Regions from separate parts of the Homo sapiens genome. Here region 1 is linked to region 2. The links are chromatin loops, found by intact Hi-C in ENCODE. Cell type or tissue: heart left ventricle. All regions are shown on one strand. Each heading gives the region's core, and the rest is flanking DNA. Links, peaks and the distances in the headings are about the cores only. Region 1 has its middle 78 kb from the start of LINC01395. Region 2 has its middle 64 kb from the start of TMEM45B.

Region 1 (4,388 bases), core at 323-4,322, 55 kb before region 2:
CACTGCACTACACAGCCTGGCAACAGAGCGAGACTCCACTGAAAGAAAGAGAGAAAGAAAGAAAGAGAAAGAAAGAGGGAAGGGAAGGGGAAGAGGGAAGGGAAGGGGGAGGGGAAAGGGAAGGGAAGGGGAAGGAAAGGGGAAGGGGAAGGGGAAGAGGAAGGGGAAGGGGAAGGGAAGAGAAAGAAAGTTCACAGTGTAAGGCCAGGCGCGGTGGCTCACGCCTGTAATCCCAGCACTTTCGGAGGCCAAGGCAGGTGGATCACGAGGTCAGGAGATCGAGACCATCCTGGCTAACACGGTGAAATCCCGTCTCCACTAAAAATATAAAAAAATTAGCCGGGTGTGGTGGGGGGCGCCTGTAGTCCCAGCTTCTCGAGAGGCTGAGGCAGGAGAATGGCGTGAACCCGGGAGGCGGAGCTTGCAGTGAGCCGAGGTTGCGCCACTGCACTCCAGCCTGGGCAACAGAGCAAGACTCCGTCTCCAAAAAAAAAAAAAAAAAAAAAAAAAACTTCACAGCATGGAGAGCAGGCCCACTTGGGACACAGAATGGGCATGTGTCAAGGGCCCTGGGAGGAGGTGCTGGAAAGGGACAGTGGAGAAAAGGGGGGGACAGCCGATCAGTCCCCTGGGCCATTCTGCTTGCCTCCTCACTAAGAATAGTAGCATCTCCCCTCGCTCCCACTGCTTTCTGTGGCTCTCAAAATGCTTTCGCATGCATTTTCTCACTACAGCCTCAGAACAATCTTTAGGAGTAGTGTTATCTTCCCCATTTCACAGATGAGAAAGCTGAGACTCAGGGAGGCCACATAACTCGCCCAAGAACACATAGCCAATTAGTGGCAGGTATGGGGCTCCATTTAAGTATATGACCCCGCTCTGGTTCAGTATTCTTATCCCCACCCCAAATAAAGAGAATCACACGACCTTATTGTGATAATAAATAGCAACTGTAGTCAGAGGGAGAGAGGCCCAGGGAGGAACAATAATCTAACTAAGACGCTTGACATTGGAAACTCCTGGAGGGCAGGGCAGAGATCATGCAGGAGATTTAACAGCACCCAGCACAGCTGCCCACGCGGAGGTGCGTCTATGCTGAGCTGCCACAGCAAGGCTGCAGTGCCTGGCCCGGAGCTTGGTCACGCTGACCTCCACGGCAGGAACTGAGAGCAGCATCTACTCCCAATCCTGCATAAGAGGTCATAGAAACACCCTACAGCCCAGGGGGGAGCCAGTCCCGGCCAGGAGGTGGCGTCACAGTTCAGAGAGGTGCCAAGTGAGCAGAAAACAGCTCCTGGTCTCTGTAGCTGAGAGAGACAGAGCTGGACATCCTGGCCCGATGGAGCTCTGGGTGTTGTTCCCACAACAGCAACAGCACAGAGCGCTGAACACACACCCCACAGTTCACTGTCCGTGGCCAGGAGGCCATTCAAAACGTGATTGCTGGTTGTCAACTCCAAGAACTAACAGGAGTGAAAACTCACACACACACACCCCCAAGAATGCAGGCTCTGCCTGGCACGCAGGGAAGTCTGCCCTCGTGCCTGGGGTTCCTTCCTCTGTGGGCATCCCATCTTCAGAGCCTTGGCTCTCCCTTCCCCTGAGGGATTACTCACCACTTCCCTAACACTGCCGGGCTGCCCTGCTTTGCTGCCATGGAGTCCAGTCATCAGGCAGATTCATTCACATCTACGCGCCTGAGTGGTACTGGCCACCACGTAACGGAGTGGACATCAAACAGAGAAGTGGGCAACCTGGAATTGGGTGCCAGTCCTCGAGTCCCTCATCAGCCAAAAGAAAATCATCTCATGAATGCCTACCCTCCAGAAGTGTCACGGGGAGACCATCAGGTGTGTACCAGAAGCACTTCCTACGCTGCAAAGCAGCAAAGAAAGGCAGCCTCTATAGCGGTTTGTAAAGAGTGCCTTGCAGAGAGGACACAGCCTGGCTGATGAGTTTCCAGCAGCAGAGCTTTAGGTATGATTGAATCTTGGAGAGGAAGAGACTTTGGTTCTGTTGAGCCTGCTCCATGTTTCTCAAAGCACACACCACCCACTCTGCCAACAGGTAAAGCTTCGGATGGAACCTGCTGTGTTCTGTCCTCTTCCAGCTGAGCCAGGCCCGCGGGCCCCCTCCAGGAGCTCCGGGCAAGCAGCCCCTCATGGCCCGTGGTGGAACTGCACCCTCAGCACTGGAGAGGGCGGTCGCAGGAGCCTGCGAGGAAGGTGGGGTCTCAGTGCTTTCGCACAGGGCGAGTGGAGCTGGAAATGCAGCCCCCAGTAGTTTCAGTTATTCCATGTATGGCTTTTCTCTCTCACCTTGCACCTTTAGACCCTAATTTCCTGTGAGCAATGTGCTGGGAAAACTGGCAGCAGCTCTCTGGCAACCCTGGGGGAAAGAAGCGAAGTGGGGTAGAAGCGGAAGCCAGGGGCAGAGGCTGGGTCGGTCCAGCCAGCCCGCGAGGGCTCCCACGCAGCAGAGGTTCCACTGAGAGGAAGCCGGGGCTGGCCCGGCCGGGAGACTCCCTCCACGCCCCGTGTGTGGAGTGCCCGGGCACCCTATACCCTCAAGGTGGCCTTGACCTCTGGAGACAGGTGTTGGCTCCTTGAGTCACCAACAGCAGGGACCAGACCGGGAGGTGTTTCTGGGCGGGAAGGGCTGGGCCAGGCCAGGCTCCAGCAGGCCCCCTTGTGGTCAGAGGGGTTGCCTGCAGGATGATCGGCTTGGGAACCAAGGCAGCCACTCCCCACATGGGAGTTGGACCCAGGCTTGAAGGACACATTGTCACATCGATTCACTCTCCTGGGAGGCCTCCTTGTCACACAAGATGTCCTGGCCCCGGTGTTTTTCTTCACCATATTTCTCCCAACTGTAATTGTGTAGTTCCTGGGGCGCTTATCTCTCAACGTCCATCTCTGTGAAAAAAGCCGTGACCCTCCAGGATAAGGTCTGTGCGTGAGACCCCCTGTGTGGAAAGGACGTATGAAAGTCTCAGGACTCTACCTAAGAGCCAGGACCCGGCTCAGGTCGCAGCTCCACTGCACCAATGCCCCTCAGCCCCAGGAGAGACTGAGATCTCTGTAAACAGCAGAGATCAGCAATACAGGCCTTGCCCTGCTGAAACTTCCCTCTGAAAGGAAGGATAATGCTTTCAGCCAAGTGCCTGCCCAGAGCTCTGCAGGTGTGTGGCATGGAGGGCCTGGTGCCCCAGGAGGAGCTCAGCCTCCTGCCCCACCAGAATGGCCCGGGGCTCCCCAGGCTCCCTGCGATCCTGGCTCTCGTCACACCACTCTCCAATCCCACATTTGGTCCTCTGTCATGTCCATGAGGCTGTGGGTGCACCCTGTCATTGTTTGTATCCCCTGGCGATTAACACAGTCCAGGCAGAGAATCAAGTCAACAAGAATGAAGGAGAAAGTGGATCAATGAATGTTGGGCCCTATTTAGGGGCTGAGGACACAGAGATAAATAAAATTCTATCTCTGCCCATGCAGGGTTCAAAGTCAAATTGGGGGACACAAAGTAATAATCACAGTACAGTGAAATTCATGTGTAGAGTGAAAGTCATGTTTAAGGAAGCTTTATTAGGGCACATGACAAAATATCCATGACTATGTTTTAGCTGGTCAGGGAAGGCTCCTTGGAGGAGGTGACTTGGAACAGTCTTAGAGGAAAGTAAAAATTCCAGGCAGGGATGAACAGGGCTCCCAGGCAGGGCACCTCATGTGAAGAGGTACAAGAAGCCAGAGTGGAAATGTGCAGAGCTTACTGTGGGGACCTAAGGGTGGCACGTACACCGTTGGAGCCAGCGCAGGAGCTGGCCTGGGGTGCCAGAAGGGATGGAAGAAAGGTTCCCAAGGGGGTTGGAATATCAAGCAAGGGATAAGTTGTGGGGTGGCGAAAGGATTGTAAGCAGAATGCTTGACTCCCCAGGGGTTTTTTTCCAACAGGATTCTCTGACGGCATTATAGAGAGAGGAGAGGAGGGGAAGAGCCTCAGTCAGGAGGCTCTGTGGGATGCTGTTGCCTTGGTCCAAGCAAGAGACAAGGCAGGCCCTGAGCAGGATGTGGCGGGGGGCTGGAGTGGGAGGACGGATTTCAGAGATATTTAGGAGAAAGAACTTGGGGCGCAAAGGAGAGGTGGGGAGAAAAGAGGGTGAAGGAGAAATAAGGTAAAGGGGAACAGAAGCCAAGCATCAGCTTCTCCTGCCTCTTCTTCTGCAATCCTCACTCCCCAAGCACGGACCAGCCAAGGACAAAGACCCAGCTCACTGGTCAGCCTACACATGTCTCAGCTATTCTTCTCATGAAAGAGGATGTTTTAGAAACCCTGACCTGAGCTGGGTGGTCTTATTTGTAACAATATTGTAGATGGCACATAGAGGCACT
Region 2 (4,388 bases), core at 101-4,100:
GCTCCCCAAATTTAAACAATCCTGACCCCACCTTCTGCCTCCTGCACATACTTTCTTTGAAATCTTCCAATGCTGAGTAAAGGAAAGATTATTTGATGTCTCTGAGTCTCATCTCTACAAAACCAACCCTGGATGGCCACGTCCAAAGCTACCAGAGGTAACCCCAGTTCTGCTCCAGGGGAGGGGATAAGACAGCATCGACTGCCTTGCAAGGAAGGATCTTGCAACACGCAGCCCGAGAAGAACCTTTCAAGGAGGACAGGGGAAGACTTTATTTTAAAAGTAGTGACTGTTTCAAGGATCTACCTTATGAAGTAAAAGTGAACTTCTTGCTCCAGTAAGTAATTTAAAAGACAAATACGTTCACAGACATACATAGCAACAATGAAGAAACCATAAACCATCACACCAGTTGTCCAAGGCATAAACTGTCAGTGTGGTTCCAAGAGACATTGGCTTGGTTTGGTTTTGATGGAAATCTCTGTATTATCTATTTTTTCCCTAAATGCAAAGTGAAGAGTGTTTTTATCCTTCCTTTATTCACTCAGTGAACACCTACTAAGTGCGACCTCCAGTCCTCAGGCTGCATGCTGGAGATTCAAAGGTGAATATGAACTCAATGAGATGACAGCCCAGAAGACAGAGATGGATAAGTAAATAGTCTCAAGTGCAGTGAAAATTTTGGATTTCTGGGATAGGCGCTATTGATTCTATAAAGGGGACAAACCATGAAGGAAGAGTTAGACGAACCCAAAGGCCATCACGGAGGAGGCAGTGCTTCTGCAACATTGCGAGGAACTGCAAGTAGTATAAAAAAGCAACAGCAGGCGTCGGGGAAAATAGTGAGAATGAACACTGGACATGGATGTGGTGGCACACCTGTGGTCCCAGCCACTCAGGAGGCTGAGGTGGGAGGATTGCTTGAGCGCAGGAGGTTAAGGCTACAGTGCGCAGTGATTGTGCCACTGCACTCCAGCCTGGGCGACAGAGAGAGACTCTGACTCTAAAAAAAAATGAAAATAAAATAAAATATTAAAGACGTAGACAGGAGTCAGATCATGGAGTAAAAGAATTATTCCATTAATGCAGCTCTTGTAAGCACTTCCATCTGACGTAGCCGAGGACTTGATTCAAAATCCTTTCTTTGACCTGCATTGCCTAGAATTCTCCGAGAGAAAACAAGCTTTGCAGACTCTCAAAGGGAATGTCTGGCCATGGTGGAACGCGGGCCCTTGGAGGACTGGCCGGGGCTATGACTCTGGAAGCAGCAAGGGAGGCAAGTGCGCAAGCCTCACCGAGAAGGGAAGACCAGGCTGCTCTCAGCTCTCGGCCGGGCTCCTCACACACCGGAGTGGGCCTAAAGTTCGAGGAGCTTCTTTCTCCTTTTCTCCCCGCAGTGCTTAACGTCTCGGGCCACGGGCTGCCAGCACTCACCTTCTGCCGAGGCCGCCCTGCGGCCTCCCTGTTCTGAGGCCCCTGCCCCTCCCTGATGAAACTTCCTCGGTGCTAACTTGGCAAGAACAGGCAAACGCTGCTGTGCTTCCCTTTGCCCATGAAAAGAATGAGGTTTAGGGGAGGCTCTGCACAGTCCTGTGCTGCCCGGGAGAGCTGAGCAGAAGCTGTTGAAGCCGGCCTCCTGGACTGAGCTTGGTCCAGCAGCCTATCCACGTGAGAGCCCTGGCTGTCTGGAGGCACAGGGAGCGGCTGGGCCTGCAGCGTCCCACCTGGAGGGAAAGGACGCACCGCGACGGAGGCGTGGGCCCTGCGCCGGTGCTGGGCAGGCGGCGGCCGCGCGCCCGGGAGCCACGCTTCTCCGGCGGAACGCGGCGCCCCCTGGCGGCAGAACGCTTGTGGCCGCCGTTACGCTCGTGTGGAAACAGCGCCATCTGCCGAACGTTCTGTCACATTGCTGATTGGCCCACACAGATTTTGTAAGGATTTTTCCTTCTGCTTGCTTAAATCAGGCCGTCCTGAGCCTATTCAAAGTGTACTTTTGAAATGAAAAAAGAAACTGACTGTACAAGATGTTTTGCTCGCTGGAAAAACGAGGATGAAAGGAAAATGGGTAGCGATTATCTGAATAACATGTGCTTCCTGTCTGTAGTGAGGTGTGAACATGGTGGGGCCGCACGTTGCAGAGGAAAACGCATGCATTTTGGAGTCAGGCAACTGCAATCAAATTCTCACTAGCTCCGTGAGCTAGGAAAGTTACTTAGCATTTCTGAGCCTCATTTGTCCTTATCTGTAAAGTAGAAGTACATTTACCTTGCAGCATTGTAGCAAAAGTTAAATAAAATAATGTGCATAAAATGAAAATTAAATGTGTATGAAGTAAATCAGATAATATGTATAACAGGTAGGCTTTAAAGTATAACATAAAAATATCACATAGACATTTTTCTAATTGTTAGAATCGTGAAATATTCCTGAAATGGATTTATCAAATGAGAAGATGGAATCTCTCTGAGGTATTTTTAAATTTTCTCTACAATGGTTGATTCTGACCTTTCTGTAAAAGACGATCTATTTCTGGGCACAGATCCTAGAAGCAGAATTCTGCCAAAGTGAGACTCCACTAACATTTATTGAATGTCTGCCACATGCTAGACACTTTCAAAGATGCTCTTTCATTATCGCCAGTAAAATCTGAAGCTTCAGGATCTATTTCCTCTTCCCAGCAGAAAGTTTTGCCAGGAATATTAGAACCTCTTTTTTACAGCCTCTCAAGTACTTTCAAGATTACTCAGAAAATCCCAAAACTTTGAACAACCCAAATGCCAATTAACAGGAGAATCAATGATAGTACATCCATACAATGAAACATTACTGGGCAATGAAAAAGACAAACAACCAGATAAACACCGCAGGAGGGACTCTCAAATCTGAGGCAAAAATAGAAAGTCAGGCCAAAAATATACTGTATTTGCATGAAGTTCTAGAATATGAAAACCTAAATGATGGAGATAGAAATCAGAATCGTTGTCCACACAGGATAGGGGTGGGGATTGACTGCGGAGGGGCACTAGGCAACTTATGGGGTGATGGGCATGTCCTGAATGTTGATCTAGGTGCTGGTTGCACAGTTATGTACAGGCAGTGGTGTGCTGAAGCCTGCTGGCACCATCAAGAGAGTGGACTGTTAATTTTTCAGGATGTTTGCAAGCCAGTCAGCATCACATTGATAGCTTGGAATCCACCGTGGTGGAAATATTTATACTCCAGAAATTGGCAAACACTACAAAGCAGGGCTTTTTTATCCCACCAGAGAGCCAGTTGTAAAACATGTATGAACACACAACTGTATATATTTGCCAAAGCTCATTGAATTATATATTTCAGATCTATGCATTATACTGTATGCAAATTATATTTCAAACATGGGGGGTGAGTACAAGCTCTCCGCTATCAGAGTGTGCAGAGCACAGCTGGAGGCCCATGCTGAGCAGCTGGGGAGAAAGGTTGGAATCAGTCATTTCTGGAATGGAAAAGCAAAATTTAAGAAGTCTTTTCAGTCATAATGGGTCTAAAGCAAGAAAGCAGATCAAAATACATAAGCCTCAGAATAGAGGTGCAAGACTGGGTCAGCATTTTGATAATGGCTGCACAGATTGCAAATCATCAGCCTCACCTTAGCAAGGAGGAACTGGAGGCCCATATCAGAATCCAATGTTCATCATCTATAATTTTATTAATTTTATTCTTTAAATCATCACACAGGCCAGGCACAGTGGCTCACACACTTTGGAGGCTGAGACAGGTGGATCGCTTGAGCCCACGAGTTTGAGACCAGCTTAGGCAACATGGCGAAACCCCATCTCTACAAAATACAAAAAATTAGCCAGGCACGGTGGCACATGCCTGTAGTCCCAGTTATTCAGCAGGCTGAGGGTGGGAGAATCACCTGAGCCCAGGAGTTTGAAGCTATAGGGAGCCATGATTGTGCCACCGCACTCCAGCTTGGATAACAGAATGAGATCCTATCTAAAAAAATATATATATATATATATATATACACACACACACACACACACATTTTTTTTTAGTGTACAGTTCTATAATTTTTACATATGTATAGATTCACATAAGCACTGCCACAATCAGGATTCAAAATAGTGCCATCACACCCCTAAAAACTCCCTCATGTTTTCCCTTTATAATCACAGCCTCTCCCATTCGTAACTCCTGGCAACCACAGATCTATCCTCCATCAGTATTTTATCTTCTCAAAAATGAGAAATACAGCACGTAAACTTCTGAGACTACTTCCTTCCCCATCCCCCAGCATCATGCCTTGGAAAGTGCTCAGCTGCTGCATGTGTAAACAGTTCATTCCTTTCTACTGCTGAGTAGTATTTCATTGTATGGATATACCACAACTTCTTCATGCA

What was found. A loop is a pair of places that touch in the nucleus more often than their neighbours do. Peaks named below come from ENCODE experiments on the same cell type or tissue, not always from the same donor. Only the 100,000 strongest peaks of a DNase experiment are listed, where the experiment ranks them.
Region 1: it touches region 2 in a loop (5-fold over the local background); 15 of 110 quality-filtered maps call a loop at or near these places.

Annotation. Positions count from the first base shown.
Region 1 is chr11:129,693,555-129,697,942 of GRCh38, forward strand. No RefSeq gene overlaps it. Among named protein-coding and RNA genes, the nearest start is that of LINC01395, 78 kb to the left of the region's middle. In heart left ventricle, for the core only: CTCF peaks have their summits at 2,106, 2,714 (motif pointing left) and 2,914; DNase peaks (open chromatin) are centred at 1,479, 2,167 and 2,617; H3K4me3 peaks cover 632 bases; H3K27me3 peaks cover 2,862 bases.
Region 2 is chr11:129,749,156-129,753,543 of GRCh38, forward strand. No RefSeq gene overlaps it. Among named protein-coding and RNA genes, the nearest start is that of TMEM45B, 64 kb to the right of the region's middle. RefSeq lists enhancers at 889-1,390, 1,391-1,890 and a silencer at 1,678-1,777. In heart left ventricle, for the core only: a CTCF peak has its summit at 1,875 (motif pointing left); a DNase peak (open chromatin) is centred at 1,836; H3K4me3 peaks cover 442 bases; H3K27me3 peaks cover 1,762 bases.